Linked DNA regions of Homo sapiens: all the other regions are linked to region 3. Evidence: chromatin contacts called from ENCODE Hi-C or POLR2A ChIA-PET data. All regions are on one chromosome and are shown on one strand. The core of a region is the stretch at or near the end of the contact, and the rest is flanking DNA. Distances in the headings are between cores, read along the strand shown. Region 1 holds the start of SH2B1 (SH2B adaptor protein 1). Region 2 holds the start of ZNF688 (zinc finger protein 688). Region 3 holds the start of KIF22 (kinesin family member 22). Region 4 holds the start of ZNF768 (zinc finger protein 768).

Region 1 (7,624 bases), core at 2,139-4,638, 930 kb before region 3:
CGGGTCTCAAACTCCTGACCTCAGGTGATCCGCCTGCCTTGGCCTCCCAAAGTGCTGGAATTACAGGCGGGAGCCACCGTGCCCAGCCTCCTCCCACTTCTTTACCTTCCACTCATTCCTCAAACCACTACCATTTGGCCTCTGCTGAAACTACTCTCACCAAGTCACGCAGCAGTCTCTTAGTTATCAATGCCTTCTAGAGACCATGGCAGCACACCCTGTGATCCCCCACGGATCCCTTTATATCATTTGTGTTTGTGTTTGCCCATTTCCCCCCGACACACACACATCTTATACTCACTCCCACACTCCCTGGTCTCTGGTATGTGATTTCTGTTCCAACAGTTAGGACTCCAGATTTGTTTTTTTTTTAATTTCTTGAGATGGAGTCTCGCTCTGTTGCCCAGTCTGGAGTGCAGTGGCATGATCTTGGCTCACTGCAACCTCCACCTCCCAGGTTCAAGCGATTCTCGTGCCTCAGCCTCCCAAGCAGCTGGGATTACAGGCACGCGCCACCACACGTGGCTAATTTTTTATATTTTTGGTAGAGATGAGGTTTCGCCATGTTGGCTAGGCTGGTCTCAAACTCCTGACCTCAAGTGATCTGCCCACCATAGCCTCCCAAAGTGCTGGGATTGATAACAGTGGGATTGATTACAGGACTGAGCCACCATGCCCAGCACTTTTTTGTTTTTTGAGATGGAGTCTCGCTCTGTTGCCCAGGCTGGAGTGCCGTGGGACGATTTTGGCTCACCACAGCCTCCGCCTCCCAGATTCAAGTGATTCTCCTGCCTCAGCCTCCTGAGTAGCTGAGATTACAGGTATGTGCCACCATGTCCAGCTAATTTTTGTATTTTTAGTAGAGGTGGGGTTTCACTATGTTGGCCAGGATGGTCTTGAACTCCTGAACTCATGATGCGCCCGCCTCAGCCTCCCAGTGTTGGGATTACAGGCGTGAGCCACTGCGCCCGGCCATCTTAGAACATTTTTTTTTTTGAGACGGAGTCTCGCTCTGTCGCCCAGGCTGGAGTGCAGTGGTGCGATCTCGGCTCACTGCAAGCTCTGCCTCCCAGGTTCACGCCATTCTCCTGCCTCAGCCTCCCCAGTAGCTGGGACTACAGGCACCCGCCACCACGCCTGGCTAATTTTTTTTGTATTTTTAGCAGAGATGGGGTTTCACCGTGTTAGCCAGGATGGTCTTGATCTCCTGACCTCATGATCCGCCTGTCTCGGCCTCCCAAAGTGCTGGGATTACAGGCGTGAGCCACTGTGCCCGGCCTTGAACATTCTTAGGTGAGTCAGGATTTATCCGTCTTCCCCTCTTGGGTTATTTATTTGTCTTCGAGTTCCAGGATGGGCACTTGATCCAATCAGCTACTCAGTTCTGGAAATTTCATTGGGAATCTCAGAAAAGAGGCATGCTCCTTCTAGGAGAGTTGCTAAGCTATTAGGGTTTAAGCTTGGAGCTACAAGAAGCTATTTTGCCACTAAGAGAGGAGAGCCTGCCTGAGGGTGAAGCCAAATGCATAGGGAAGGCAGAACCAGAGATGGTGAGCCACAGGTTCCTGATATCTTCTGGCCCCTGTGTTCACCTGTCTGAATCTGTCCGCTCTGGACTTTTCGATTACTTGGGCCATAGCTTCCTTTACTGTTTAGGCCAGCTGGAGCCGGGTCAATCAGACACTGGATGGGTGGAGGATCTCACTGTGCTCATGCTTTCAACTACCCTCCGTACTTTAATTGTTCTCGATTTCTCTAACTGGCCTTGATGTCTCTTCTTAGCTCCAGACTATATGCCCACAGACGTCCCAAAAGCACGTCTGGAATTGACCTCATTATTATTATTGTTATTATTTTTGAGATGGAGTCTCGCTCTTTTGCCCAGGCTGGATTGCAGTGGCGCAGTCTTGGCTCACTGCAACTTCCGACTCTGGGGTTCAAGTGATTCTTCTGCCTCAGCCTCCTCTCAAGTAGCTGGGAGTACAGGCGCCTGCCACCAAGCCCGGCTAAAATTTTTGTATTTTTATTGCAGATGGGGTTTCACCATGTTGGTCAGGCTGGTCTCAAACTCCTGACCTCAAGTGATCCGCCCGCCTCGGCCTCCCAAAGTGCTGGGATTACAGGCGTGAGCCACTGCGTCCGGCCTTGACCTCAATTCTTTTTTTTTTTTTTTTTTTTTGATAGGGAGTCTAGCTCTGTTGCCCGCGCTGGAGTGCCGTGGCGCCATCTCGGCTCACCGCAACCTCTGCCTCCCGGGTTCAAGCTGTTCTCCTGCCTCGGTCTCCCAAGGGGCTGGGATTACAGGCGCCTGCCACCACGCCCGGCTAAATTTTTTGTATTTTTAGTACAGACGGGGTTTCACCATGTTGGTCAGGCTGGTCTCAAACTCCTGACCTCAAGCCATCCGCCCGCCTCGGCCTCCCAAAGGGCTGGGATTACAGGCGTGAGCCAGCGCTCCCGGCCCTGACCTCATTTTTTTTTTTTCTATTTTTAAAATAGGGATTCTAGTTCTGTTGCCTGGGCTGGAGTGCCGTGGCGCCATCTCGGCTCACCGCAATCTCTGCCTTCCGGATTCAAGCTATTCTCTTGCCTCTGCCTCCGGAGGGACTGGGACTACAGGCGCGCGCCACCATGCCCGGCTAATTTTTGTATTTTTAGTAGAGACGGGGTTTCACCATGTTGGCCAGGCTGGTCTCGAACTCCTGACCTCAGGTGATCCACCTGCCTCGGCCTTCCGAAGTGCTGGGATTACAGGCATGAGCCACTGCGCCCGGCCCTGACCTCATTATTTCTACCCACCCCCTCCCCCACCACTACCACCATCTTCATCTCCAGCCTCAGAGATGCAAACTCCTGGACCGCCTGCCCCTTTCCTCAGATAAACCAAGGTCGTAAGTTCAGGCTCCGCCTCCCCGCAGGGCCTCCCCAAGGTCACCCGCTTCTTTCCTCGCTCAGCTCCTTGGTGGCGTTGTCCGCGTGCCCCTCCACAGCGGGGCCGGCGCTCTAGGCTGCAGCGGGCCGTTCACACAGCCTCATCATCTCGCTGGTTTCCGGTGCTCGGCGGCTACTCTAGCCCTCAGCCGGGCCCTGGGACTCTATCCCCTAAGGCCGGTTCTCTATGGTCGACATCGCCCCTTTGTCCCGAATTTCCTCCGGGAGGACGCTCTGGTGGGATCCAAGCACTTCCCCCGCTGCGTCTGTGGTCGCTTTTAGGTGCAACTGGAGAAGGCACTGAAGCCCTACGAGATTCACACCGTCTTCGGTCTCCTGGGGTCGGCGCCGAGTGGGAGGATGGCGGAAGTAAGTATGAAGGTGCCCTTCCCTCCCGCCGCTGTTCTCTATGGTCTCTTCCTTCAGCGACGGGAAAGGGGGTCCTGACGCCTGCGCGGAACCGGGCTGGGCGCTCGTCGCGTAGTGGGTGGGGGCGCAGGGAGCGGGAGCCGCCGCCGCCGCCGCCGCCGCCGGAGCTAACCTCGGGGACCGAGATGCAGGTGGGACCGGAACCGGAACCCCCCTCTTCAAGTACCTTTTCCCTCTCCGCGACCCGGCCCTGGCGCCCGAGAGGATTCCTGGGTGGGGGTGGGCGTGGAGGGCCGGGGGCTGGAGAGGCACTCGGCCCCGGAGAGTGCAGCAGACAGGGCTGGTCCCGAGGTGGATGCGGCCCCGGAAAATGGGCGGCTGGGGGGTGTCCAGGGAGTAGGGTCGGATCGGAGTATATGGACCACCGGGCCCGGAGGGTCCGAGCCGAGAGCGGAGCCTGCACCCTCCACCTCCCGCCCTTCGGGAAATATCAGAACTGAGCCAGGAGGCAGGTGCACCGGGAAAATGTGTCTGAGTCCTGCTTGGCAGAAGAGAAACTGAGTCACCAGCTTAGGAGTCGCAGGGTCAGCGGGCCTGAAGGGGGCTGGGTCTGTCTGCGGTGCGGAGGATTGGGTGGGCCTGTGTGAGCCGAGGTGGCCGCTGGCTGGAGATTGGTTTGCACTTCTTGGCTGGGTTCCCCCGTGCTCCATGACTCCTGCATCTCCTGATTGTTTCTCGTTGGTTTGGAGTTGTCCCTGCGGTTGGAGCCATCTGAGCTTGTAGGGTCGAGGCCCAGGAGGAAGGGGAGGGTTCACCGACTTACAGCCTGGCTGTAGGTTTGAACAGGAGTCTGAGGTCGCTGAGGGTTTGGGGAGGCTTTCCTGAGCTGCTCTGGCCCCAGTCCTGGGGCTGTCACCTTCCAGTATTGCGTGGCGGGAGGAGCGCTAACAAGAGCCAAGGGTTGTAAATTCCACACCCAGCTCTGCCACTTTCTAGTTGTAAGACCTTGAGAGGGCTCCTCCTTTCTCTAATTTCTATTTTAGAAAATTGGAACAATAATATTCTTCTCCCACATGAAGATAGTAACAATGGCAGTCGTTCAGCGGATGCTTACTTTGCGTTCAGCGCTGACATACCCCATTCCATGTAATTCTCTCAACATTTCGAGGGGAGGGATCATTAGCTTTGTTTAACAGATAGAAAAACGGAGGCTCAGAGAGGACGTGGAATTTGTTCAAGATAACATCGCTCATAAGGTGGCTGGACTGGGTGCTCATAAGGTGGTTTGAGCCCTGGTCTGACTCAAGTCCATGGCCTTAACCAGAAGGCTAACCTGCCTTTAGGGCATACTCCCCAGTGGGAGAAGAGGAAGGTGAAAAATCCTAGGGCCCCAGCTCTCCCTGTGATGTTTTGTTTACGTGAGGCCAGCAAAGACTTGACCTGAGCCAACCCAGTTTCTCCTCTGGGGCCCCTGCGGCCTCTGGCCCCAGACTGAAGGGATACCAAAGAAGTGGGCTGTAGCTATTTCACATCTCCTTCACGCAGTGCGTGGGTGCTGGACTCTGGGGTCAGCTTTCAAGACAATTACTGTTTTGGTCCATCATGCATCCATCCTCATTAATGAATCGGCCCCCTCCAAAGAGTTGGACCCTAAGATGCGTGAGGCAGGCTCTCTAAGGTCTAGAATCCCAGCTCCTCTCTAGCCCCCTGCGAGCTGGGGCGGTGAGGTGCTATGGCTGAGGCTGGCCCAGCCGGGCCCTGGGGACAGGGACTATGAAGTGGGGAAAACAGTAGACTTGGAGTTCTGAAACTTTTCTGAGCTTCGGTTTCCTCATCTGTTCGAGAGGTCTTTGAAACCTCTCAGGGAAAGGTAAGATAACCAAGTGGGAGCCTCTAGAATGGCTCATGGGAAGTGTGACATGAATATTGGAGGATCCGATGTAGAGGGGGGGTGATCTGGAAAAGTTCCCTTTTTTAGGGGGAAGGTGCTCCAAAGCCCTCTACTGCTGGATCCAAAGCTAAGGAAAGTGGGGGCAAATGTGGCAGGCTCGGGGCAGGTTAGACGCTGGGGAGCCAGTTGGCTGGGGCCTGCAGGGTGCCAGGATCTGGGAGAGGGAAGGGAGGTGTTGGGCTCCCTTCCCCATTGCTCTCTGCGGAGTCTGAAGTAGGGTCGGACGTCTCTGGCTGGGGGTGGGATGCAGCCTCCGGTGCGCCCTCAGCAGTGACCCTCGTGTGTGCCTCTCTCTTCCTTTCGCAGCTGCTGCCGCCCACCCCTCGTCTTCTGGCTGCCTCCCTCTTTGTGCCCCACAGGCTCCCCCTCTCCACCTCCTGGGGCCCATCATGAATGGTGCCCCTTCCCCAGAGGACGGGGCCTCCCCCTCGTCTCCCCCGCTGCCCCCACCCCCGCCCCCTAGTTGGCGGGAGTTCTGTGAGTCCCACGCCCGGGCTGCGGCTCTGGACTTTGCCCGCCGTTTTCGCCTCTACCTGGCCTCCCACCCCCAATATGCGGGGCCCGGGGCCGAGGCTGCCTTCTCCCGCCGTTTTGCTGAGCTCTTCCTGCAGCACTTTGAAGCCGAGGTGGCCCGGGCCTCTGGCTCCCTGTCGCCACCCATCCTGGCTCCCCTGAGCCCTGGTGCGGAGATTTCGCCACATGACCTGTCCCTTGAGAGCTGCAGGGTGGGTGGGCCCCTGGCTGTGCTGGGCCCTTCTCGATCATCTGAGGACCTGGCCGGCCCCCTCCCTTCCTCAGTCTCTTCCTCCTCTACAACCTCCTCCAAGCCGAAGCTCAAGAAGCGCTTTTCCCTGCGTTCAGTGGGTCGCTCTGTCCGAGGCTCAGTCCGTGGCATCCTGCAGTGGCGGGGGACCGTTGACCCTCCCTCCTCCGCTGGGCCCCTGGAGACCTCGTCAGGCCCCCCAGTCTTAGGTGGAAACAGCAACTCCAACTCCTCTGGCGGGGCTGGGACCGTTGGTAGGGGACTGGTCAGTGATGGAACGTCCCCTGGGGAAAGATGGACTCACCGTTTTGAGAGGCTGAGACTCAGTCGGGGAGGGGGCGCCTTGAAGGATGGAGCAGGGATGGTGCAGAGGGAAGAGCTGCTGAGTTTCATGGGGGCTGAGGAGGCAGCCCCTGACCCAGCCGGAGTGGGCCGGGGAGGAGGGGTGGCTGGGCCTCCTTCAGGGGGAGGAGGGCAGCCTCAGTGGCAGAAGTGTCGCCTGCTGCTTCGAAGTGAAGGAGAAGGAGGAGGAGGAAGTCGCCTGGAGTTCTTTGTACCACCCAAGGTGAGGCCCCTTGGAGGGTGGGTGACTGAGAGCAAGTGAGAGAGTGCTCAGAGTGGTCACAGCCCTGCAGATAAGCTCTGGGGTTTACCAGCCCATGGCCCTGGTGTCGCTCACTTTTTGTTGGTAAAGCTGGCTCTTGGCTCTGTGTTAGCAGCTGCGGGCAGGACTGAGAAAGCAGTGTGACTGCCTTTTGTCTAACTTCCCGAGGATGTAGAAGGAAAGATGAATGTCTGGAGGGAGGGGAAGAGTGGTCTTTGGAAACCAAACACCCAGATCTGTTTCTTTCTCCTGACTTAGGCCTCTCGGCCCCGACTCAGCATCCCCTGCTCTTCTATCACAGACGTCCGGACAACCACAGCCCTGGAGATGCCTGACCGGGAGAACACGTTTGTGGTTAAGGTAGGAATTCAACTTCCCAGCCGCCGGCAGTGCTTGTGTTAAGGAGAAAGCCCTCAGCGCATTTAAGCAAGTGGCGTCGCCGAAAGGAGGTATATATATGTGTCCAGTGCCTTGAGAGTGTGTCCCTGGGGCTGCAGCTTTTCTGGGATAGCGGAAGACAGGGAAATGTTCTTACTCTCAAAAACAATGCCTCCACTTGAAAGAGAACTGTGGAGTTTTTGTTGTTGTGGTTGTTTTAGAGAGACAGGGTCTCCCTCTAAGTCAGGAGTGCAGCAACCTGATCATAGCTCACTGTAGCCTCGTGTAGCCTCGAACTCCTGGGCTCAAGTGATCGTCCTGCCTCAGCCCTCTAAGGAGCTGGGACTACAGGCATGTGACACCATGCCTGGCTAATTTTGTTACTTACTTACATTTGAGATAGAGCCTTGCTCTGCCGCACAGGCTGGAGTGCAGCGGCGCGATCTTGGCTCACTGCAACCTCTGCCTCCCAGGTTCAAGCGATTCTTGTGCCTCAGCCTCCTGAGTAGTTGGGATTACAGGCATGCACCACTATGCCCAGCTAATTTTTTGTATGTTTAGCAGAAATGGGTTTTGCCATGTTCGGCAGGCTGGTCTCAAACTGGCCTCAAGTGATCCACCCCACTTG
Region 2 (7,725 bases), core at 3,718-6,217, 780 kb after region 3:
CTCAAGCTGCTCTGGTGGCCTCTGTGGCCCTCCCAGATTTGACCCCACTTCTCGGCTGCATCTGTCTCCCATTCTTCCTTATCTAGTTTTTTTGTTTTGTTTTGTTTTTGTTTTTGAGACAGAATGTCTCACTCTGTCGCCCAGGCTGCAGTGCAGTGGCACGATCTCGGCTCACTGCAACCTCCACCTCCCGGGTTCAAGCGATTCTCCTGCCTCAATCTCCCGAGTAGCTGGGATTACAGGTGCCCACCACCATGCCCAACTAATTTTTGTATTTTTAGTAGAGACAGGGTTTCACCATGTTGGCTGGGCTGGTCTTGAACTCCTGACCTCAGGTGATCTGCCCGCCTCAGCCTCCCAAAGTGTCTTTTATTCTTTCTATGAAGCAAGACTCCTTTGCTGTTTCCTCTGCCTGAAAATCTCCCCCAACACCAATTCATAGGCTATGGGAAGCACAGCCATCTCCTCCCAGGAACATTTCCTGGCATATCACCAACCAGCCTAGGTGAGGTGGTGCCTCTGGGCTTCCTCTGTCATAGCGCCAATTAATCTCTTCCCACGTCGAACGTGGGCCCTGACTCAGCTGTATCACTGGAGCCCAGCACAAAAACCCACAGAGGCTTCAGGAGGGTGTTTGCTGAATGAATGAATGAATGGGGTCAGCTTTCGTCATCGTGGAATTCCCCTATTACCTAGCACAGTCCCTTCAACAGAAGGCACTCAACACACAGTCACTAAGTGCCAATTGTACCTTCTTTTTTGTTTTTCTTTTTGAGACAGAGTCTCACTCTGTCGCCCAAGTTGGAGTGCAGTGGCGCAATCATGGGTCACTGCAGCCTCAGTCTCCCTGGCTCAAGTGATCCTCCTGCCATAGCCTCTCAAGTAGCTGAGACTACAGGCACGCGCCACCACACCTGGCTGATTTTTGTTTTTGTAGAGATGGGGGCCTCACTATGTTGCCCAGGCTGTTCTCAAACGCCTGAGCTCAAGAGATCCTTCCATCTCGGCCTCCCAAAGTGTTGGGATTACAGGTGTGAGCCACCACGCCCAGCATGACTGTGCCTTCTAAGTAAAAACTGGCCAGGCGAGGTGCCTCACACCTGTAATCCCAGCACTTTAGGAGGCAAAGGTGGGAGGATCTCTTGAGCTCAGGAGGTCAAGGCTATAGAGAGCCATGTTAACACCACTGCACTCCAGCCTGGGTGACAGAGTGATACTCTATCTCAAAAAAATAAAAGAGAAAAGGAAAGGATAAGAAAAGGGGCACTTACTGGGACTCTTAGTTTTCTGCTCACACTCCCCAAGCAGGCTGGGCTGGGACCTGCATCCTGAGTTCCCAGCCCGTGTTTTCTGTCCAGATCTGACTTCTCAAAGGAAGTGGTAGAGACATCTGGGCTCTGTGTTCATTTCCACCCATGCTGCCACATGGGAGTGAAATCTTGAGAGCATCACGTTATCTCTCTGAGTCTCAGTTTACTTATCTGCAAACATGGTTATTGATATCCATGCCCTGGCTCCCTGGCAGGCTTCTTTACACTTTCTAAAGTGTAGACCATCCACAGTAATTCACTCTTTCAACAAATGTGTATTGCACAATTACTATGTCATACATCTTGTTAAAATGTCAGTCTCCACGGTAACCCTTTGAGGTAGATATTATTCATCTTCATTTTACAGAGGAGGCACTGAGACTCAGGAAGTTCACATGACTTACCAGCTGTGCCTGGGGTAAGTTGCAGAGACTAGTTTTTGTTTTGTTTTGTTTGTTTGAGACAGAGTCTCACGCAGCTGCCCAGGCTGGAGTGCAGTGGCGCAATCTCGGTTCACAGCAACCACTGTCTCCTGGGTTCAAGCAATTCTCCCATCTCAGCCTCCTGAGTAGCTAAGATTACAGGCACCCACCATCATACCCAGCTAATTTTTGTATTTTAGTAGAGATGGGGTTTCACCATGTTGGCCACTGGTCTTAAACTCCTGACCTCAGGTGATCTGCCCACCTCGGCCTCCCAAAGTGCTAGGATTACAGGCATGAGCCATGGCGCCAGCTTTTTTTTTTTTTTTTTTCTTCTAAGAAATGGAGTCTTGGCCAGGCGCAGTGGCACATGCCTGTAATCCCAGCACTTTGGAAGGCCAAGGTGGGTGGATCACCTGAGGTCAGGAGTTTGAGACCAGCCTGGCTAACATGTGAAACCCCGTCTCTACTGAAAATGCAAAAATTAGTAGGGCATGGTGGCGTGCACCTGTAATCCCAGCTACTCAGGAGGCTGAGGCAGGAGAATTGCTTGAACCTGGGAGGCAGAGGTTGCAGTGAGCTGAGATGGCGCCACTGTACTCCACCCTTAGTGACAGAGTGAGACCCTGTCTCAAAAAAAATAAAAGAAAGAAATGAAGTCTTGCTCTGTTGCCCAGACTGTAGTACAGTGGCACAATCATAGCTCACTGTAGCCTTGAACTCCTGGGCTCAAGCAGTCCTCCCACCTCAGCCTCCCAAGTGGCTGGGACCACAGGCACGATGTGCCACTATGCCTGGTTCATTTTTTTTTTTTTTTTTTGTAGAGATAGGATTTCACTATCTCTAGATAGTGATATCCTAGATATCTAGATATCGCTAGATAGCCTGTTGCTCAGGCTGGTCTGAACTCCTGGACTCAAACGATCCTCCCTCCTTGGTCTCCCAACAGAGGCTGGATTTGTGCCACCTGCATCTATTCTACTCCCATCCACTCCAGTGTCTGGGTCCCCTGCTGATGACAATTAGCCAGGGTTTGACCACGCCCTCCATGTAGGTCCCCTCCCCAGGCCCTGGTCCCCCTCAGCATCTGCATCTGAAATAGATAAGGAGTGGCTAGTTCCTGAGATGATATAAAGGTCTCTGTTGCACCTGATCTTCAGATAACACTTTGAAATGAGTCCAGGGTCTCACTCTCTTCTTTTTTTTTTTTTTTTTTTTTTTTTTTGTTAAACAAAAGACTGGGGAGATGGGTGGCAAGTCTAATCTATTCGAATCTTTACAGGCACTTTTCTTTTTACAAGTTGGAAACTTGAGGGATCCTTGAGGAAAGCCCAGGGCATGAATTTCAGTTCCGGAGTCCCCGACTCAGTGGCCCACCTCAGGGATCCGTCAGTCCTTCGTGCCAAGGTCAGGCTCAACTCCAGCCTGCGGTGCCGCTCAGCCGCACTCCTCGAAGATGTCTGGGTAGTGCCGGAAGAGCACAGGCGGGTCCCGGTCACCTCGGACGGGGGCCCGAGGCACAGCCCGGATCCCAGGCCTCCGGCCCCGCCGCCCCCCGGAGCAGGAGCGGTGGATCCACTGGTGCGCTTCCACTGCGAACTTCCTCTTGAAGCGCATGCCACACTCGGGGCAGGGGAAAGGCCGCTCCCCCGAGTGCATGCGCCTGTGGCTGACCAGCAGTGAGGGGTAGGTGAAGCGGCGGCCGCAGTCCGTGCACACGTGGCGCCGCTGGCCGGCCTGAGCATCCATGCTGGGTATGGGTGCCGGGGGCTGTGCTCCTGTGGTCGGGTCCCAGGCAGCATTTTTGGGTGGCTGTGCCCGTGCCGGGGCCACGCTAATAGCTGGGTCAGGGTTGCGTTCCACCAGCACTTCAGGACTCTCCTTCACAGGAGCCTTTCTAGGCCCTTTGGCTCTTGGGACTTCCTCCGGTTCCTCTTCCTTCCTGTTTGGGACATCTCCTGGGAAACCGGAATTAAGTTACACTTACAAACACTTTTGCACAGACTGTCTCAGGTTATAGAATGCTTTTCACTTAAGGCAGTGAGGGAAGTTCTGTCCAGTGATTAACACACAGGCTTTAGAACAAGGTAAACAGGATTCAGATCTCCTAAAAGTGCCTTATCTGAGCCTTGGTTCCTTATGCATCAAATGGGAATAATAATGGCTTTTGACTTCACAGCGTTACTGGTTTAGCTGAGTAGATGCATGTTAAGCACTTAGGAAGTGCTCAGGAAGCAGGGGCTATTATTTATTTATTTATTTATTTATTTATTTATTTATTTATTTATTTTTGAGACGGAGTCTCACTCTGTCACCCAGGCTGGAGTGCCTGGTTGGACTGGGCTCCCAGTCCTCACAGGACCGCTGTCCCATGTTCTGAAAACTTTGTACCAGGTCTGCCTTCTTTACTCCTCTAGTACCCAACACAGTTGAATTTCTTTAGGGATGCTGGAAGTGGGGGCCTGAAAAGAAACTCTGCTAGACAGGAAGCCCTGGAAAACCAAGTGGGGGGACCCGGGACTATCCCTCACCTCTCCGAGCTCCTCCCAGTCTTTCCCCCTTCTCAGGATCCTGGGCGGCGGGGCTCCAAGCCTCACTCTCCTGTTCCATCCAAGAGATGAGGGCTGGTTTGGGGCCTGGGAATCCTGGGAGAGAACAGGGATCACAGCGCGGGCCTGAGAGGCCATCGTGGGAAGATGGCATTCCCCTCCAGGCTGAGGGCACCCCCTCGGAGCTTATACTCAACCTGGAAGGGGCTGCAGTGCTGCTGCCTGAATGAAATGGATGCGGGTGAAAACACTCCCGAGGGGGTACCTGAAGCCCTGGGAACGGGAGGTGGCTGCTGGTGTTGGTGCAAGAGTGCGGGATTAGGGCTCACAGTCCTCTCGGCCCTTCTACATCATCTCCCCTGTGAACCCGGTGAAGGAGGAGGGGGCTCGGACCCGGGGCTCTCACCGAGCGCGCCCAGGTGGCCGTAGGTCTCCTGCATCACGTCCCGGTACAGAGCCCTCTGCGCGGGCCGCAGACAGCCCCACTCCTCCGGGGAGAAGTACACGGCCACGTCCGCGAAGCTCACAGTCCCGGGCTTCCTGCAACCAGGCCGGGTCTCCCCGGGCCTCGGCGCCAGGAGCGGGGCTGGGGGCGGCGCCATGGGGCCTCGCAGCCCCGATCGGCGGCCGCCAGGTCCCTGGAGCCGCCGCCTCCCCGCTCCCGGCCTCAGCTGTCGTTGTCCACAGGAAGGGCGGCCCCGCCCAGCCGTGGCGTCCGAACGCAGCCGAGGCAACCGAAGTAGCAGGGACTGGCTGCTAGGGATTCGAGGATTCTGATAGGGACAAATATAATTCCTCAGTGTTTATTCACTTCATGGCCGCTTGGACATAGACACCCGGGTTAAGGGACCCGGAAGGTGCCTTCTGAAAATATGGCGACCACCCTTCAATTGTCACAGGCTGCTCTTAAGGGCGCCATTATTTGACCATATCAAATATGGAGCCTTTCTGACTTCTCTGGCCTCATCGTCCCACTTGCCCTTAAATAAAGCCGCTTCGGCTGCTTTTTCTAGTGGGGGAGGCGGGGTGTCTGGGAAGTAGAGGAGAGGCTTCTTGCCTTCAAGAAAGATGTAAGGGCCCGAAGCTTCACTTACCCCTCTGTACCCGCAATACGCAACGGCCGATGATTGGCGACGATCCCGGAAGAAGCTGCGCGGTGATTGGCCTGGGACTGGCGGGGCATTTGAAGGGACCCCGCGGTCCTGAAGCCTCTGTTGACAGACTGGAGCGCAGCGGAGACCTCGGCATCTGCGGTGCTCGGGATTGTGTCCCCTACGGTCTCTTACCGTGCCTCCCGATGGCGGGAGCTGGAATTTGGTCCCCAGACCCCTTGGGAAGACGCGCACACCCTGGCAAACCATGTGTACACCCGCGGTAGAAGCAGGTGCGTGTTTTACAGTAGCTTAGCTGCGGAGTCCACCCAGCCCCTGGCATCCGCAGCTCGGCTCGCTCAGGCTCTAGACCGAAGCTGCAGGCGAAGGAACGTGCTTGGTGAGGATGGAATCGGAATGGGGAAGTTTTAAATTAAATAGTAATTGTTGCTAACATACATGAATTTATTTTTTGTTTGTTTTGAGACAGGGTCTTGCTCTGTGGCCCAGCAGTGCGATCCTAGCTCACTGCAGACTCGACCTCCCGGGCTGAAGCGATCTTCTCACCTCAGCCTCCCGAGTAGCTGGGACCACAGGCGCACACCCAATGCTTGGCTAATTTTTAAATTTTAAAACAGAGACAGGGTCTTGCTATGTTGCCCAGGCTGGTCTGGAACTCCTGGCCTCAAGCAATTCTCCTGCCTCGGCCTCCCAAAGTGCTGTGATTACAGGCATGCGCCACGGTTCCCAGCCATTTCTACTTTTTCTTTGAGAAGGAGTTTTACTCTTGTTGCCCAGGCTGGAGTGCAATGGCGCTATCTCGGCTTGCCCAGGCTGGAGTGCAATGGCGCTATCTAGGCTCACCGCAACCTTCGCCTCCCAGGTTCAAGCGATTCTCCTGCCTCAGCCTCCCAAGTAGCTGGGATTACAGGCATGAGCCACCATGCCCGTCTAATTTTGTATTTTTAGTAGAGACGGGGTTTCTCCATATTAAGTCAGGCTGGTCTCGAACTCCCGACCTCAGGTGATCCTCCCGCCTCAGCCTCCCAAAGTGCTGGGATTACAGGCGTGAGCCACGGCGCCCGGCCCTGCCATTTCTACTTATTTACGTTGTTCCAAATTATCAAAGATAGCATCAACTTTCAAATCCTAATTTTTTTTTTCCTGGGAAACCTTCCTCCTTTAGCCTTCAGTCTCCTCTCTAAACTGGGTTGGGCCTCAGTTCTTCTCATACCGGGTCTCCCCTTCCTGCTGTCCTGGGTTGTATCTTCCGCTTCCTAGATTTAAGGTCTTTATTTTTCAGCCAAGATGGGTCATCCTCATGGCTGGTGGCATTGGACTGTAAATACTAGTTGCCTTCATCCCCACATTTGGAATATACCTGCAATCATACAGGATGCAGAATACTGTTTGCTAAGCGTGGGGCTGGTTGCTGGAGATAACAAGCAAGGCCTACCAGGTCCCTGCTGTCATTCTGGCTCTGGATCTACTTGCTTGGCTCCCCTGCCAGCCCTAGTATATCGAGCCTTCCTTTTTATTCAATAGTGTTTTTTATTGCTGACTTTTCAGTCAAGATTTCTTTGTGTTTTCTGGCCTACCCTTGCTGTTTTTCACCTGAAATGCTTTTTGGCTTTTAGTGTGACTCCTGCTGATCTCATATGCATATGTTATTAATTGATTAATTATTAATTGTTAATAATTAAATATTATTAATATGCTTACATTATTACCTTGAGTTCTGGAACTGCCTCACTGCACTCCATGTGGTGAATACTGTAGAAATTATATAAGGAAAAATATATCCTTAGAAATGAGTATTTTTTAAATTTTGAAAATATTTAATTTAGGCCCAGCCCAGTTGCTCACACCTGTAATCTCAGCACTTTGGGAGGCTGAGGTGGGCAGATTGCTTTAGGCCAGAAGTTAGAAACCAGCATGGGCAACATGCTGAAACTCCATCTCTACTAAAAATACAAAAATTGGCCAGGTCTGGTGGTGCACACCTGTAGTCCCAGCTACTCAGGAGGCTGAGGCACAAGAATTCCTTGAACCCAGGAAGCAGAGGTTGCAGTGAGCAAGATCATGCCACTGCACTTCAACCTGCGTGACAGAGTGAGACCCCGTCTCAAAAAGAAAAAAAAATTGGGCTGGGCACAGTGGCTTGTGCCTGTAATCCCAACACTTTGGGAGGCCAAGGCGGGAGGATCACCTGAGGTCAGGAGTTCGAGACCAGCCTGGCCAACATGGCAAAACCCCGTCTGTACTAAAAATACAAAAATTAGCTGGGTGTGGAGTCGGACGCCTGTAGTCCCAGCTACTCAGGAGGCTGAGGCACAAGAATGGCTTGAACTCA
Region 3 (6,815 bases), core at 3,879-6,378:
ACCCATGCACAGCCGCTACAAACGGGGAGCTCATTGCCTGCAGGGAAGGACCCTCTACAGAGAGCTACCTGGGGGCTGGGAAGCAGGACCCCAGGCTGAGTCCTGCCTTTTGGTAGTGCCCCGCCCCGGCCAATGCGGCTGTTATATCAAAGTACATAAAAGTGAAGGCAAAGGGTGTCCACGTGGGATAGACTGGCATAGCTTCCTGGCCACCCATGGTGCTCCATTATCTCTTCGAGGACCCCTTCTCCACGAGACCCTCCAGGTCTGGTCCTCTATCGTCCAGCCCCCATTCTCTTCTCCATCACTGCTGCTGTGTCCCAGATGACCTTAATTTAATCTTCACATATTTGAAGGACAGAATCATCGGCCTCACCCACTAATTATTATTATTATTATTTTATTTTATTATTATTATTTTTTGAGACGGAGTCTCGTTCTGTCACCCAGGCTGGAGTGCATCACTGCAAGCTCCGCCTCCCAGGTTCACGCCATTCTCCTGTCTCAGCCTCCCGAGTAGCTGGGACTACAGGCGTCCGCCACCACGCCTGGCTAATTTGTTGTATTTTTAGTAGAGACGGGGTTTCACCGTGTTAGCCAGGATGGTCTCGATCTCCTGACCTCGTGATCTGCCCGCCTCGGCCTCCCAAAGTGCTGGGATTACAGGCATGAGCCACCGCGCCAGGCCTAGACCCACTAATTATCTTTTATGGCACAAACTCTATGTTTTACTTTTGCCCAGGCTGGAATACAATAGCGGCATGATCTCCGCTCACCACAACCTAGCCTCCTGGGCTCAAGTGATCCTCCCACCTCAACTTCCCAAGTAGCTGGGAGTACAGGCATGCGCCACCACACTTGGCTAATTTTAAAATGTTTTGTAGAGAAGGGTCTCACTAGGTTGCCCAGACTGGTCTTGGACTCCTAGACCCAAGCTATCCTCCCACCTTAGCCTCCCAAAGTGCTGGGATTACAGGAATGAGCCACTACATCTGACCTCCTTTGCTTCTTTTAAAGACATAGTTTGGAATTTTTTTTTTTTTTTTTTTTTTTGAGACAGAGTCTCACTCTGTCGCCCAGGCTGGAGTGCAGTGGCGCCATCTCGGCTCACTGCAAGCTCCGCCTCCTGGGTTCACGCCATCCTTCTGCCTCAGCCTCCCGAGTAGCTGGGACTACAGGCGCCCGCCCCACACCTGGCTAATTTTTTGTATTTTTAGTAGAGACGGGGTTTCACCGTGTTAGCCAGGATGGTCTCAATCTCCTGACCTTGTGATCCGCCCATCTCGGCCTCCTAAAGTGCTGGGATTACAGGCGTGAGCCATCGTGAGCAGCCTTTTTTTGAGGAGTCTCCAACTGTCACCCAGGCTGGAGTGCAGTGGTGCCATCTCGGCTCACTGCAAGCTCTGCCTCCCGAGTTAACGCCATTCTCCTGCCTCAGCCTTCCGAGTAGCTGGAACTACAGGCACCCGCCACCACGCCCAGCTAGTTTTTTGTATTTTTAGTAGAGACGGGGTTTCACCGTGTTAGTCAGGATGGCCTCGATCTCCTGACCTCATGATCTGCCTGCCTCAGCCTCCCAAAGTGCTGAGATTACAGGCGTGAGCCACTGCACCCGGCCTGGAAGTTATTTTTTAAAAATCAATTGTTTCTTTCTCTGTCATCCCAGCAGGAGTGCACAGGCATGACCTCAGCTCACTGCAACCTCCACTTCCTGGGTTCAAGCGATCCTCCTGCCTCAGTCTCCCAAGTAGCTGGGACTATAGGCACATGCCACCACATCTGGCTAATTTTTTTTCTTTCAGATGGAGTCTTGCTCTGTCCCTCAGGCTGGAGTGCAGTGGTGCAATCTCAGCTCACTGCAACCTCCAACTCCTGTGTTCAAGTGATTCTCCTGCCTCAGCCTCCTGAATAGCTGGGATTACAGGTGTGTGCCACCACGCCGGGGTAATTTTTGTGTCTTTAGTAGAGACAGGGTTTCCCCATGTTGGCCAGGCTAGTGTCAAACTCCTGACTTCAGGTGATCTGCCCGCCTCAGCCTCCCAAAGTGTTGAGATTACAGGCATGAGCCACCACGCCTGGCCAAACCACCCTAATTTCTACCAGCCAGATGCAGATCCTTAAAACAACCCTAGGAGGTATTTCAACCATTATTCCCTTTTAATATCTGAGGAAATGGAGGCACAAAGAGGCTAAATCTCTGGTCTGGGCAGCCTGGCACCAAGGCCCTGTACCTAAATGGTTTATTCAAACATAGAAGCCCTATCTCCTTGATCTATGCTCTTTTCACTATTTCTGGCAGGTTTCTTACCAAATATCTGGAGTTGACAACAAATGTGAAAACTGAACAGCCTTTTCTGACAGGCAAGGAAGACCAAACTGCCAATTGCCAATGTCAGATGTTCTCAAAGTATGGTCCAGAGACTTCTGGGAGTCCCTGAGACACTTTCAGTGGGTCTACAAGTTCAAAACTATTTTCATAATAAAACTAAGATACCAATTGACTTCTCTTGCATTGTTTCTCAAGTATATAGTGGAGTATTCAAAATACTATATTATATGTGACATCACAACAGCATGAATGCAGAAGCAGATATGAGAATCTAGTTTTTTTGTGTGTCTTTGAGACAAGGTCTCCCTCTGTCACTGAAGCCAGAGTGCAGTGGCACCATCACGGCTCACTGCAGCCTCAAACTCCTGGGCTTAAGCAATCCTCCCACCTCAGCCTCCCAAGTAGCTGGGAATATAGGTGTGTGCCACCATGCCTGGCTAATTTTATTTTTTAAGAGATGGAGGTAGGCCAGGCACAGTGGCTCACGCCTGTAATCCCAGCACTTTGGGAGGCCGAGGCGGGTGGATCACGAGGTCAGGATATCAAGACCATCCTGGCTAACACGGTGAAACCCCGTCTCTACTAAAAATACAAAAAATTAGCCGGGCGTGGTGGCAGGTGCCTGTAGTCCCAGCTACTCGGGAGGCTGAGGCAGAAGAGTGGCGTGAACCCGGGAGGTGGAGCTTGCAGTGAGCCGAGATGGCGCCACTGCACTCCGGCCTGGGCCACAGAGCGAGACTCCGTCTCAAAAAAAAAAAGAGATGGAGGTCTAGGCAGGGCTTGGTAGCTCACGTCTGTAATCCCAGCACTTTGGGAGGCCGAGGCGGATGGATCACCTGAGGTCATGAGTTCAAGACCAGCCTGACCAACATGGAGAAACCCCGTCTCTACTAAAAACACAAAATCAGCCATGCACGGTGGTGCATGCCTGTAATCCCAGCTACTCGGGAGGCTGAGGCAGGAGAATTGCTTGAACCCAGGAGGCGGAGGTTACGGTGAGCTGAGATTGCGCCACTGCACTCCAGCCTGAGCAACAGAGAGAGACTATGTCTCAAAAAAAAAAAGTGCACACCTCTCTGGTTTTTAGTATGTTTATTACGTTACGCAGCCATCATCACTACTTCATTCCAAAATATTTAATATTTCCATCACCCCCAAAAGAAACTCGTTATATCTATTGCTGTAGTGCCAGCTCCTCAGCCCCTCACCATCCCCTGGCAACCACTACTTAGATGTCCTTTTTATGTCTATGGGTTTTTTACTGTAATTTTTAAATTCATTAATGTCAACTTTAATTTAGTTTCACTTCACACACAGTATATACGGCCAGGCCTGGTGGTTCACACCTGTAATCCCAGCACTTTGGGAGGCCAAGGCGGGTGGATCACTTGAGGTCAGGAGTTTGAGACCAGCCTGGCCAACATGGTGAAACCCTGTCTCCATAAAAATACAAAAATTAGCTGAGCGTGGTGGTGCACACCTGTAATCCCAGCTACTCGGGAGGCTGAGGCAGGAGAATCACTTGAACCCAAGAGGCAGAGGTTGGAGTGAACCGAGATTGAGCCACTGCACTCTAGCCTGGGAGATGGAAGTGAAACCCCGTCTCAAAAACAAAAAAACAAAAACCCTCATATACACAAAACATCTTTGGAGGCCTCATTTTTAAAAACTGTAGTGGGATCCCAAGGCAAAACGTTTCAGAAACACTGATCTAAGATTTGTGTTTTTTGTTTTGAGACGGAGTCTCACTCTGGCGCCGTGGCTGGAGTGCGGTGGCACCATCTCGGCTCATTGCAACCTACACCTCCCGGGTTCAAGCGATTCTCCTGCCTCAGCCTCCCGAGTAGCTAGGACTACAGGCGTGCCACCATCCCCGGCTAATTTTTGTGTTTTTAGTAGAGACGGGGTTTCGCCATGTTGGCCAGGCTGGTCTCGAGCTCCTCACCTCAGGTGAGCCTCCCGCCTCAGCCTCCCAAAGTGCTGGGATTACAGGACTGAGCCACCGCGCCCGGCCCGTGTTTTGTTTTGTTGTTCAACAGGGTGGAACATAATGTCTAAACCTGGGCCCTACCTACCTGGTGCTCAAAAGTGGAATGACCGTCCCTAGCCAACCCTTCAGAAAGGACAGAGAGCTACTCAACGGACTGCTGTACTCTTAAGGACTGGGAACCGGAACCGTGGGTGAGTGGGACTGAATCACAGACTAAGCGTTTTCCACGCTTCGCCGACGTGCTGAGTGCCAAGTTATAAAGACAGGAACATCCAAGCTGCTCTCCTGGGCTGACACGGACGCGAGGGGACCTACAGTGGCCTTGGGCCCAGCAGGCAGCGACTGCAACGTGACTGCCCAGAGTCCAGCCCCTGGGGCCCAGATCTACAGAACCGACCAGACGTGATAGCCCTTTGGCTGGGGCTGCAGTCCCACGATCCACACAACGACCCTGGCTCCGCAGACGCGCCAACCACCCACGGAGGCAAGAAACTGCAGAAAGTAAAGGGAAAGGGAGCCCAGTGCCGGGCGGCGCTGAGCAGCTCCCCCAGCGGCCACCGTCGCCAACATCCCTGCGTAGGGGTTTGTATCGCAGCGCGCTTCCAGACATCAACGGCTGCGCGGCCCACGCGCGCGCATGCGTCCTGACCAGGGGAACCTTTTCTTGGGGACCCGGAGGCGAGCGCTGGAAGGCGGGATAGTGGCGACCCACACGCAGCAGCTTCCGGCGGCGCGTAGTCTTGATTGGTGGAACCTGGGAGAGGGGGCGGGGCACCGGGGAATTCGAATGGGAGAGGCGGGCCCAAGGAGGGAGTGGAATGGCCGCGGGCGGCTCGACGCAGCAGAGGCGACGCGAGATGGCGGCAGCTTCAGCGGCGGCGATCTCAGGTACTTGAGCCCGGCCTGGGCAAGGCGGGTACCGACGTCTGGAGTTTAGTGGGAGTTATGTGTCGGAGTGTGGTCCAGGCTCTGCGGGTTGTCGCGGAGAGGCGGCCATGGCGCAGGGGCGGGGAGAGGGGGACGGTGAGAGTGTGGGGTCGCGAGCCGGTCGCCCCGCCTGGCTCCTGCCTTCTCCCTGTTTCCTGCTCTCCCCTTGGGTCAGTAGACTCGGGTCTCCGGTCCAGGCTCTTGGCTTGAACCCCGCGCACTTTTTCTTTGTGAGCTTCGGTTTCTTCGTCTGTGAAACGGGGGTCATGGCCTCATCCCTGGAGATCACCTGAATAAGCAAGAGAAGAGTGGCGGACGCTCTAGCCACGAGGACGAGAAGAAGGGAGCCGGAGGCGTGTATTGGGAAGGGTTCTGTGTGGGACATGGTGTTTGGGTGCAGAGACATCCCTGAGAGATGCAAGAGGACGGGCTGAGGAACAGACCCGGCTGCTGCTGGGTTTGAGTTGGCAGCGTAAGATGCTCTGCGATTACAGGAAAACGAAATAAAAGACTAAAATTTCCTTTCACTCTAGCATGGAAGTGAATGCTATTTTAGGGTTGGAAAGGCTGTTAGGACACCCAAAATCTTGTATGTGAGTATTTGTTTACATGTGCCTCTCTAACCCGGAGACTTAATCCTCGTTAGTGATGATGGTGAGCGCCATAGTAATTCACTGGAGCCCTCGTTAGCCTCGTGGGGAAACAGACATTTAGGAGAATGCCTAACACATGTAGAGCTCTTGCTATGTGCCAGGCACAGTTGTAGGCATTTTATGGTGGTGAACCATTTATTGTCCACACAATGCTATCAGGTTGTTACTATTACTGTCTTTGTTTTACACAGGAAACTGAGGTTAGTTTGTTCAGAGTTAACACAACTAGTAAATATTGGGGCTTGAATTCGCTCTCAAGGAGTCTGAGTGTAGAACCTCTGCTCTTAACCATTATGCCCAAGTACATGTTATCCCTGCTGGCTGAGCACAGTCTCCCCTTACCCTTCGAAGATGCACTGTGTCCGGTGCATGGTAGATATGAAAATGCCTGAATGAATAATGTCCCTTCCTCGAGGAATTTACAGTCTGTTTCAATAGAGTGTCACATACGTAGATGTAATACGAAACACAATGAGAGATGTGTATAAACTGAGGGTGTGGAATCTGAAGTAAGCCCTTGAGTATTCTGGGAGGACTTCATTAAGGGAGTGAATGATACTTGAGATGGGTTTCAAAGGTTGGATAGGAGTTTGCCAGGCCTTGACTAAGAAGACAAGAACAGCAAGTGTTTTCTTATTTATGATGTAAGATGCTCTCTTAGCTCAATTTCCTCATCAATAAAAGGGAGAAGAGTGAATGAAATTTAGGAATTGTGAAAGAAGGGAAAATTAATAATTGCTAGCCTGGTCCAAGCTCAAGGTTGCTTTTATCATGAAAGGGCTAGACTCTTGTGCAGTAAATAATTGTTTACATGTGGCCCTCCCCTCTTCCCTCCTACCCTGGACTGTGAGCCCTGGGGCAGGAATGGCCGTGAGCCATTTTCATGATGGAAATGAACAAGCCAGTGATTAGTAGT
Region 4 (7,187 bases), core at 4,363-6,862, 740 kb after region 3:
CATGCCTGTAATCCCAGCTGCTCAGGAGGCTGAGGCAGGAGAATTTCTTGAACCTGGGAGGCGGAGCTTGCGGTGAGCCAAGATGGTGCCATTGCACTCCAGCCTGGGCAACAAGAGCAAAACTCCATCTCAAAAATAAAATAAAATAAATAAAATAAAATAAAGTGTTCTCGCTGGGCTCGGGGACTCATGCCTGTAATCCCAGCACTTTGGGAGGCCAAGGAGGGCAGATCACTTGAGGTCAGGAGTTCAAGACCAGCCTGGCCAACATGGTGAAACCCTGTCTCTACTAAAAATACAAAAATTAGCCGGGCGTGGTGGCAGATGCCTGTAATCCCAGCTACTGAGGAGGCTGAGGCAAGAGAATTGCTTAAGTCTGGGAGGCAGAGGTTGCAGTGAGCCGAGATCGCACCACTGCACTCCAGCCTGGGCAACACAGTGAGACTCCATCTCAAAAAAAAAAAAAGTGTTCTCACATTTTCTTGGGGCCAAAGTGCTCAGTGAATTCTTTGCTCGTTCAAATTTTGTCTTTGTACAGGTTGGTTTCTTCAAACGGAACCTGAAGGAGAAGATGGAGGCTGGCAGAGGTGTCCCGAATGGAATCCCTGCAGAAGACTCTGAGCAGCTGGCATCTGGGCAAGAGGCTGGGGATCCCGGCTGCCTGAAGCCCCTCCATGAGAAGGACTCTGAGAGTGGTGGTGGCAAGGACTGAGTCCAGGCCTGTGAGGTGCAGAGTGCCCAGAACTGGACTCAGGATGCCCAGGGCCACTCTGCCTCTGCCTGCATTCTGCCGTGTGCCCTCGGGCGAGTCACTGCCTCTCCCTGGCCCTCAGTTTCCCTATCTCGAACATGGAACTCATTCCTGCCTGTCTCCTTTGCAGGCTCATAGGGAAGACCTGCTGAGGGACCAGCCAAGAGGGCTGCAAAAGTGAGGGCTTGTCATTACCAGACGGTTCACCAGCCTCTCTTGGTTTCCTTCCTTGGAAGAGAATGTCTGATCTAAATGTGGAGAAACTGTAGTCTCAGGACCTAGGGATGTTCTGGCCCTCACCCCTGCCCTGGGATGTCCACAGATGCCTCCACCCCCCAGAACCTGTCCTTGCACACTCCCCTGCACTGGAGTCCAGTCTCTTCTGCTGGCAGAAAGCAAATGTGACCTGTGTCACTACGTGACTGTGGCACACGCCTTGTTCTTGGCCAAAGACCAAATTCCTTGGCATGCCTTCCAGCACCCTGCAAAATGAGACCCTCGTGGCCTTCCCCAGCCTCTTCTAGAGCCGTGATGCCTCCCTGTTGAAGCTCTGGTGACACCAGCCTTTCTCCCAGGCCAGGCTCCTTCCTGTCTTCCTGCATTCACCCAGACAGCTCCCTCTGCCTGAACCTTCCATCTCGCCACCCCTCCTTCCTTGACCAGCAGATCCCAGCTCACGTCACACTTGGTTGGGTCCTCACATCTTTCACACTTCCACCAGCCTGCACTACTCCCTCAAAGCACACGTCATGTTTCTTCATCCGGCAGCCTGGATGTTTTTTCCCTGTTTAATGATTGACGTACTTAGCAGCTATCTCTCAGTGAACTGTGAGGGTAAAGGCTATACTTGTCTTGTTCACCTTGGGATGATGCCTCATGATATGTCAGGGCGTGGGACATCTAGTAGGTGCTTGACATAATTTCACTGAATTAATGACAGAGCCAGTGGGAAGATACAGAAAAAGAGGGGCTGGGCTGGGCGCGGTGGTTCACGCCTGTAATCCCAGCACTTTGGGAGGCCAAGGAGGGTGGATCACCTGAGGTCAGGAGTTAGAGGCCAGCCTGGCGAAACCCCATCTCTACTAAAAATACAAAATCCAGGCGTGGTGGCACACACCTGTAGTCCCAGCTACTCAGGAGGTTGAGGTAGGAGAATTGCTTGAACCTGGGAGGTGGAGGTTGCAGTGAGCCAAGATTGCGCCATTGCACTCCAGCCTGGGCAACACAGCGAGACTCCGTCTCAAGGAAAAAATAAAAATAAAAAGCGGGCACGGGCCCGTGACATCCCCACCCTTGGAGGCTGTCTTCTCAGGCTCTGCCCTGCCCTAGCTCCACACCCTCTCCCAGGACCCATCACGCCTGTGCAGTGGCCCCCACAGAAAGACTGAGCTCAAGGTGGGAACCACGTCTGCTAACTTGGAGCCCCAGTGCCAAGCACAGTGCCTGCATGTATTTATCCAATAAATGTGAAATTCTGTCCAGTTTTGTGGTGGTTTTGTGCTGGTGCAATATTGCAGCCCTACTCAAGTGAACATTTCTGGCTGGGCTCTGTGGCTCACAACTGTATTCTCAGCACTTTGGAAACCCAAGGCAGGAGGATCCTTTGAGGCCAGGAGTTTGAGACCAACCTGGGCAACATAGCAAACCCTGTCTCTACAAAAAATTAAAATATAAAAACTTATTTGAGCCTGGTTGCACGTACCTGTAGTCCCAGCTACTCAGGAGGCTGAGACAGAAGGATCACGTGAGCACAGGAGGTCAAGGCTGCAGTGAGCGATGGTCGCATCACTGCAATCCAGCCTGGGCCACAGAGCAAGATACTGCCTTCAAAATTAAAAAAAAAGAAAAACAGGCCAGGCGCAGTGGCTCACACCTCTAATCCCAGCACTCTGGGAGGCTGAGGCAGGCAGATCACGTGAGGTCAGGAGTTCGAGACCAGCCTGGCCAACATGGTGAAAATTAGCCAGGTGTGGTGTCGGGCGCCTGTAATCCCAGATACTTGGGAGGCTGAGGCAGGAGAATCACTTGAACCCAGGAGGCAGAGGTTGCGGTGAGTCGAGACCACACCATTGCACTCCAGCCTGGGTGACAGCGTAAGACTCCGTCTCAAAAAAAAGAAAAAAAAAAAAAGAAACAAATAGCACTTCCAGCCAGGTGCGGTGGCCTGCTGCAACACAGCAAGACCCGCTTTCTAACAGCAGCAACAGCAAAGCACTTCCCGGATAAGGCCCTAGGCTACTACTGGTGTCTCCCACTTCCCAGGGCGCTGTGCACGCACACATTTTAAGGACAAGTCTCGTTTACCACATAAAGTTTTTATTGAACTCAAACTCAGGGGCTCCAAAGCCTGAGGAAGAAGAGGGAGGCTGGGGTTTGCACGCAGAGGCCCAGGCCCCACCCCGGGGCCCCACTCCCCACCCCACCTACCTTTTACCCGCTCCTGACTCAACGAGAGTTTCAGCAGCTACCAATCTAAGCTAACCCACTCTAATTAGGTAATCCCCTGCCCTCCCCCCTCCCTGCTCTAGCAGTTGCCAAGCCAGGCACCCACCAAGGAGCCGCGGCTGAGGCCAGCCCTCCGCTGACCTCTCTCCATTTCTCCCAGGGCCTCCCGCTGCCGGCCTGGCCTCCCTCCAACCCACTTCCCACAAGTCTCCAGGGCATGTCACTTCCTCCACCCTGGTTCTCTTCTTCCAGCATCCTCAGCTCCTCCATTCTCCTGCGGCTTCTCCACTATCCTCCCTAAAGGTTCCTCTAGCTCCCTGGCCCCTTATCTTCTGCCCACACCTCCCACCCCTGCTGGGGCCCCAGGTCAGCGCCGGCCCGCCGCGTGGGTCCGCTGGTGGCGGATGAGGTCGGAGCTCTGGGAGAAGGCCTTTCCGCAGTCATCGCACTTGTAAGGCCGCTCGCCACTGTGGACCCGGTGATGCTGCAGAAGCGTGGAGGAGCGGCAGAAGCCCTTGCCGCACACGGCGCACCTGTAGGGCCGCTCGCCCGTGTGGGAGCGCTGGTGCTGGATGAGAGTGGAGGAGCGATTGAAGGTCTTGCCGCAGTCGGGGCAGCTGTAGGTGCGGCCTGGCAGGTGGGTGCGGGCGTGGATGGCCAGCACCGAGCTCTGGCCAAAGCGCTTGCCGCACTCAGGGCACTTGAAGGGCTTCTCCCGGGCGTGGCTGCGGGCATGGGGGATAAGGGCCGACCGCTGGGAGAAGCTCTTGCCGCAGATGCCACAGCTGAAGGGCCTCTGACCGGTGTGCACCCTCTGATGGCTGCGCAGGGACGAGTTCTGGCTATAGCACTTGCCGCACTCGGTGCAGCTGTAGGGCCGCTCGTGGCTGTGGGTGCGCTGGTGTCGCAGGAGGTAGGAGCTGTCGCCGAAGGCCTTGCCACAATGTGGGCACTTGTAGGGCTTCTGGCCAGAGTGAGTGCGCTGGTGGCGAAGCAGGTAAGAGCTGTCGGCGAAGGCCTTGCCGCAACGGGGACATTTGTAGGGCCGCTCGCCAGTGTGGGTGCGCTGGTGTTTGATGAGGTCAGAGCTCTGGGAGAAGGCCTTGCTGCAGACCTCACATTTGTAGGGCTTCTCACCGGTGTGGATGCGCTGGTGCTGGATCAGGGTGGAGCCCCGCCCGAAGCTCTTCCCGCAGATGCCACAGATGTTAGGCCGAGGGCCCTGCCCACCCCTGGCCCGGCCACCCCGCCGACCTGGACCTCGAAGGGCTCCTGTGAGACCCAGGGGATTCTGAAGCATCTCAAACTGCGGTGTAGACAGCAGGGCCCCTGTGGGCATCTCAAAAGGTGGCCCTATGGGCAGGTCCCCTGTGGGCTGCTCCCCAAACCCCTGAGTGAAGGAGTCCAGGGGGTGAACTCCTACGGAGATATTCAAAGGACTCTTTTCCTCGGGGTTCAGAAGCATCTCCGCACCTTCCTGGAATTTGGAACTTTGAGCTTCAAATTCTGGGCTTTGGGTTTTGAGCTCAGTGTTCTGGGATTCATATCTAGAGCTCTCAGATTCATAGCCAGGGCTCCGGGGTTCATACCCGGGGCTCCGAGGTTCATAGCCAGGGCTTTGGGGTTCATACCTAGGGCTCTGGGATTCAAACTCAGGGCTCTGAGAATCTGATTCAGGGCTTCTGGGTGCAAACTCAGGGCTTGGGGGCACAAGCCCAGGGCTTCGGGACTCAAACCCCGGGCTTTCAGGCTCAAATCTGGGGCTTTGGGGTTCAAACTCTGGGCTTTGTGGCTCAAACCCAGGGCTCTGGGGTTCAAGCCCAAATGGTATCTCTTCGACTTCATAGTCCCCACTGCCTTCTTGCTGAGAAATTTCCTCTTCCTCATTCTCACTCATGTTGCCTGCAGGATGAGAGAATCCAGATCGTGTGAGACCTGGAAGGTCATTTGGTCCATTAGCAACCACACACCTCCCACCTCACATGCAGGGTCGCTGGCCCCTAGACAAGTGCTGAAATTCCCACGCCCCCCTCAGCTGACCCAAGACACCCCAGTCCCCGCCGGCCCCTCCTTCGAGTCCCAGGTGTCCCAGCCCCGGGCCCTCGCTCCCTCCCTGGAGCCACAGCCCCTTCTCCTGCGCGCAAGTCCACTCCTCGGACGGGCGCTCCCTCCTCACCTCTGAGGTACCCTTCGGGGCTCCTCATTTCGTCAGAACTCTGCACATCCTGGGGCTCGAGGCCCCACGGCAACGCCTCCCGCTCCATCCCCGCGGGCTCCCAGTGCAGCGGCGGCGGCGATGGCGGCCGATCCCGCGACCCGGCCTCGGTTGCCCCGAGCCGCGGGCCCCCGCCTCCCGCCCGCTCAGCGCCGCCCAGGGGACTCGGCGGCCCAGCCCGGGCCCCCGAGGCCGGACGTCTTGACCCCGCGCCTCTCCAGCGCGCCGGGCCCCTCCCCTGCCCGCGGCCCCGCCCCCTCCCAAGGTCTCGGCCTCCCCGTGGCCCTCACTGGCCCCCGCGCGTCGCGGCCTCGGGGATGAGGGGCTTCGCGACTACCCCGGCGGCCCCCGGCCCCCGCTCCCGCCCGAGCCCCCACCTTCTGGACCCCGGCCCCGGGCTGGGCTGCACTGTCCAACGGCCGCCCAGCACCCCCCCACCCTCCCCCGCACAGGAAGTGTCCGTCCGCGGCCAGGTCCCCCCGCCGGCTCGCGCCGCGGCCTCTCTAGGAGCCGCTGGAGGTGGAAACTCGTTGGCATTAACCCTGGGCTGGAGGGGCCCGGCCACGGGGTGGGTGAGGACCGGACGCCCCGGAGCCCGCGGGGCTACCGGGGCAGTGTGTGTGCCTATGTTCTAGGTCTCCGTCCCTCCAGAGGCCCGTCTGTCCATCTCCCGGGCCCCGCGTCGTCGGTGCGTGTGGCCAAGGGCGAGGCGACAAGCGAGACCAAGGTCAGCGAGAAGGAGCGACGCTTCCCGGCGCCAGCGGGGGCGGTGTCTCGCTCCCTCCCCTCCCGGGCCTCCGGGTCAGCTCCGGCAGCGCCTCGGGAACCGGGACGGACTCCCCTTGGCCTCGCCGAGGTCCTTGAGCCTGGGACCCCCTCCAGGAACTCCGCTCCCCGGCACCTGCGCGCGCCCGCTCCCGTTCCTCCGGCCCCCACCCAGCTCGGCTCCCCTGATCCTCCTCCTCCCTCCTCCCTCCTCGAGGGCTAGGATAGTTGCCAAGGAGACAGCCCCGCCCCGGCTCCCAGAGGCACAGCTTCTCCGCCCCAGGAAGCCCGGCGGTTGGCCGATGGGGCTCGTGCTCTAGCCGCCCCGCCTCCTCCAACCCCGCGGACGGCTGGGCGTTAATGGTCGCCAGGGAACGCCAGGCGCCTTCCTGATTGGCCGGGAGTGCTGTGGTCGGGTCCGCCTCCCCTGTCGGCCAGAAGCGCCTTCAGGAGGTAGTGGGAGGGAGGTGCCAGGCATCTCCCCTCCAGCCCGGCCTGTGCCATCAAAACTTTTCCCGCCCCCACTTAGCCTCCATTATGTTTTATGAAAGCCAGAAGATCTGAGGACAGACACCCTTCCTCCTCGTCAGCCTCACACCCCTTGCCTCTCCCCTCCACCTTCCCCAGCGCCTGAGTTTAACTCAATCCCTGGCAGCCTTAGTCCCTGTTGTTAGATTTCCTCACAGGGAGGCAGGATTCCTTCCAGGTGAGGGTGATACAAAGGAGAATTGGACTGAGAGAACCATCTGGCCTTCGAGGCATCTAACAACTCTCCAGTCTTGTCTGACTCGAATGGAGTCTTGCAGAGGAAGGGAACCTGAGAAACACTGCCTCGGGCGCAGCTTTGAATTGAGGAAGTGAGCCTGGACAGACAACTTAATATCATCCAGTTCTTGTCTTTTTTTTCTACGCTTCGTGCTGAAACAAGTTTGGCAGCGTTCTTGACAGTTAACGAGCCCGATGCCCCTGTGTGAGCAGGAGCCATGGATCGTGTTTTCTTGTCGCCTACCC

The links. A loop is a pair of places that touch in the nucleus more often than their neighbours do. ChIA-PET counts read pairs that join two places held with the same protein, here RNA polymerase II (POLR2A). Pooled maps may share reads with other maps.
Region 1: a pooled map shows a loop between it and region 3 (7-fold over the local background). The contact joins the promoter of SH2B1 here to the promoter of KIF22 in region 3. A Hi-C loop is called at or near these places in 1 of 37 single-sample maps with no recorded cell type and 9 of 50 pooled maps. POLR2A ChIA-PET finds 5 or more read pairs at or near these places in 4 of 52 experiments (GM10248, GM12878, WTC11 and 1 more).
Region 2: a loop to region 3 is called in a pooled map, with 4 times the contacts of the local background. The contact joins the promoter of ZNF688 here to the promoter of KIF22 in region 3. A Hi-C loop is called at or near these places in 1 of 37 single-sample maps with no recorded cell type and 6 of 50 pooled maps. POLR2A ChIA-PET finds 5 or more read pairs at or near these places in 3 of 52 experiments (A673, CD8-positive, alpha-beta T cell and activated CD4-positive, alpha-beta T cell).
Region 4: a pooled map shows a loop between it and region 3 (6-fold over the local background). The contact joins the promoter of ZNF768 here to the promoter of KIF22 in region 3. A Hi-C loop is called at or near these places in 7 of 50 pooled maps.

What each region holds. Positions count from the first base shown.
Region 1 is chr16:28,860,455-28,868,078 of GRCh38, forward strand. It overlaps SH2B1 (SH2B adaptor protein 1), which reads left to right and starts at 3,389. Exons shown (of 8, transcript NM_001387430.1): 1 at 3,389-6,579; 2 at 6,877-6,978. The coding sequence starts at 5,641. RefSeq lists enhancers at 2,464-2,533, 2,814-3,108, 2,826-3,331, 2,974-3,333 and a silencer at 3,444-3,603.
Region 2 is chr16:30,566,747-30,574,471 of GRCh38, forward strand. It overlaps ZNF688 (zinc finger protein 688), which reads right to left and starts at 4,968. Exons shown (of 3, transcript NM_145271.4): 1 at 4,688-4,968; 2 at 4,264-4,377; 3 at 2,980-3,690. The coding sequence starts at 4,883. The coding sequence ends at 3,170. RefSeq lists enhancers at 1,675-1,784, 2,744-3,309, 3,310-3,873 and a silencer at 4,736-4,975.
Region 3 is chr16:29,785,623-29,792,437 of GRCh38, forward strand. KIF22 (kinesin family member 22) reads left to right here and starts at 5,129. Exons shown (of 14, transcript NM_007317.3): 1 at 5,129-5,207. The coding sequence starts at 5,138. LOC105371167 (a long non-coding RNA gene) reads left to right here and starts at 1,891. Exons shown (of 2, transcript XR_950983.1): 1 at 1,891-1,924; 2 at 2,300-2,501. RefSeq lists an enhancer at 4,540-4,939.
Region 4 is chr16:30,520,954-30,528,140 of GRCh38, forward strand. It overlaps ZNF768 (zinc finger protein 768), which reads right to left and starts at 5,613. Exons shown (of 2, transcript NM_024671.4): 1 at 5,373-5,613; 2 at 3,051-5,098. The coding sequence starts at 5,460. The coding sequence ends at 3,564. It overlaps ITGAL (integrin subunit alpha L), which reads left to right. Exons shown (of 31, transcript NM_002209.3): 31 at 539-2,232. The coding sequence ends at 712. RefSeq lists enhancers at 5,059-5,118, 6,699-6,998 and silencers at 5,319-5,368, 5,389-5,708, 5,799-6,628.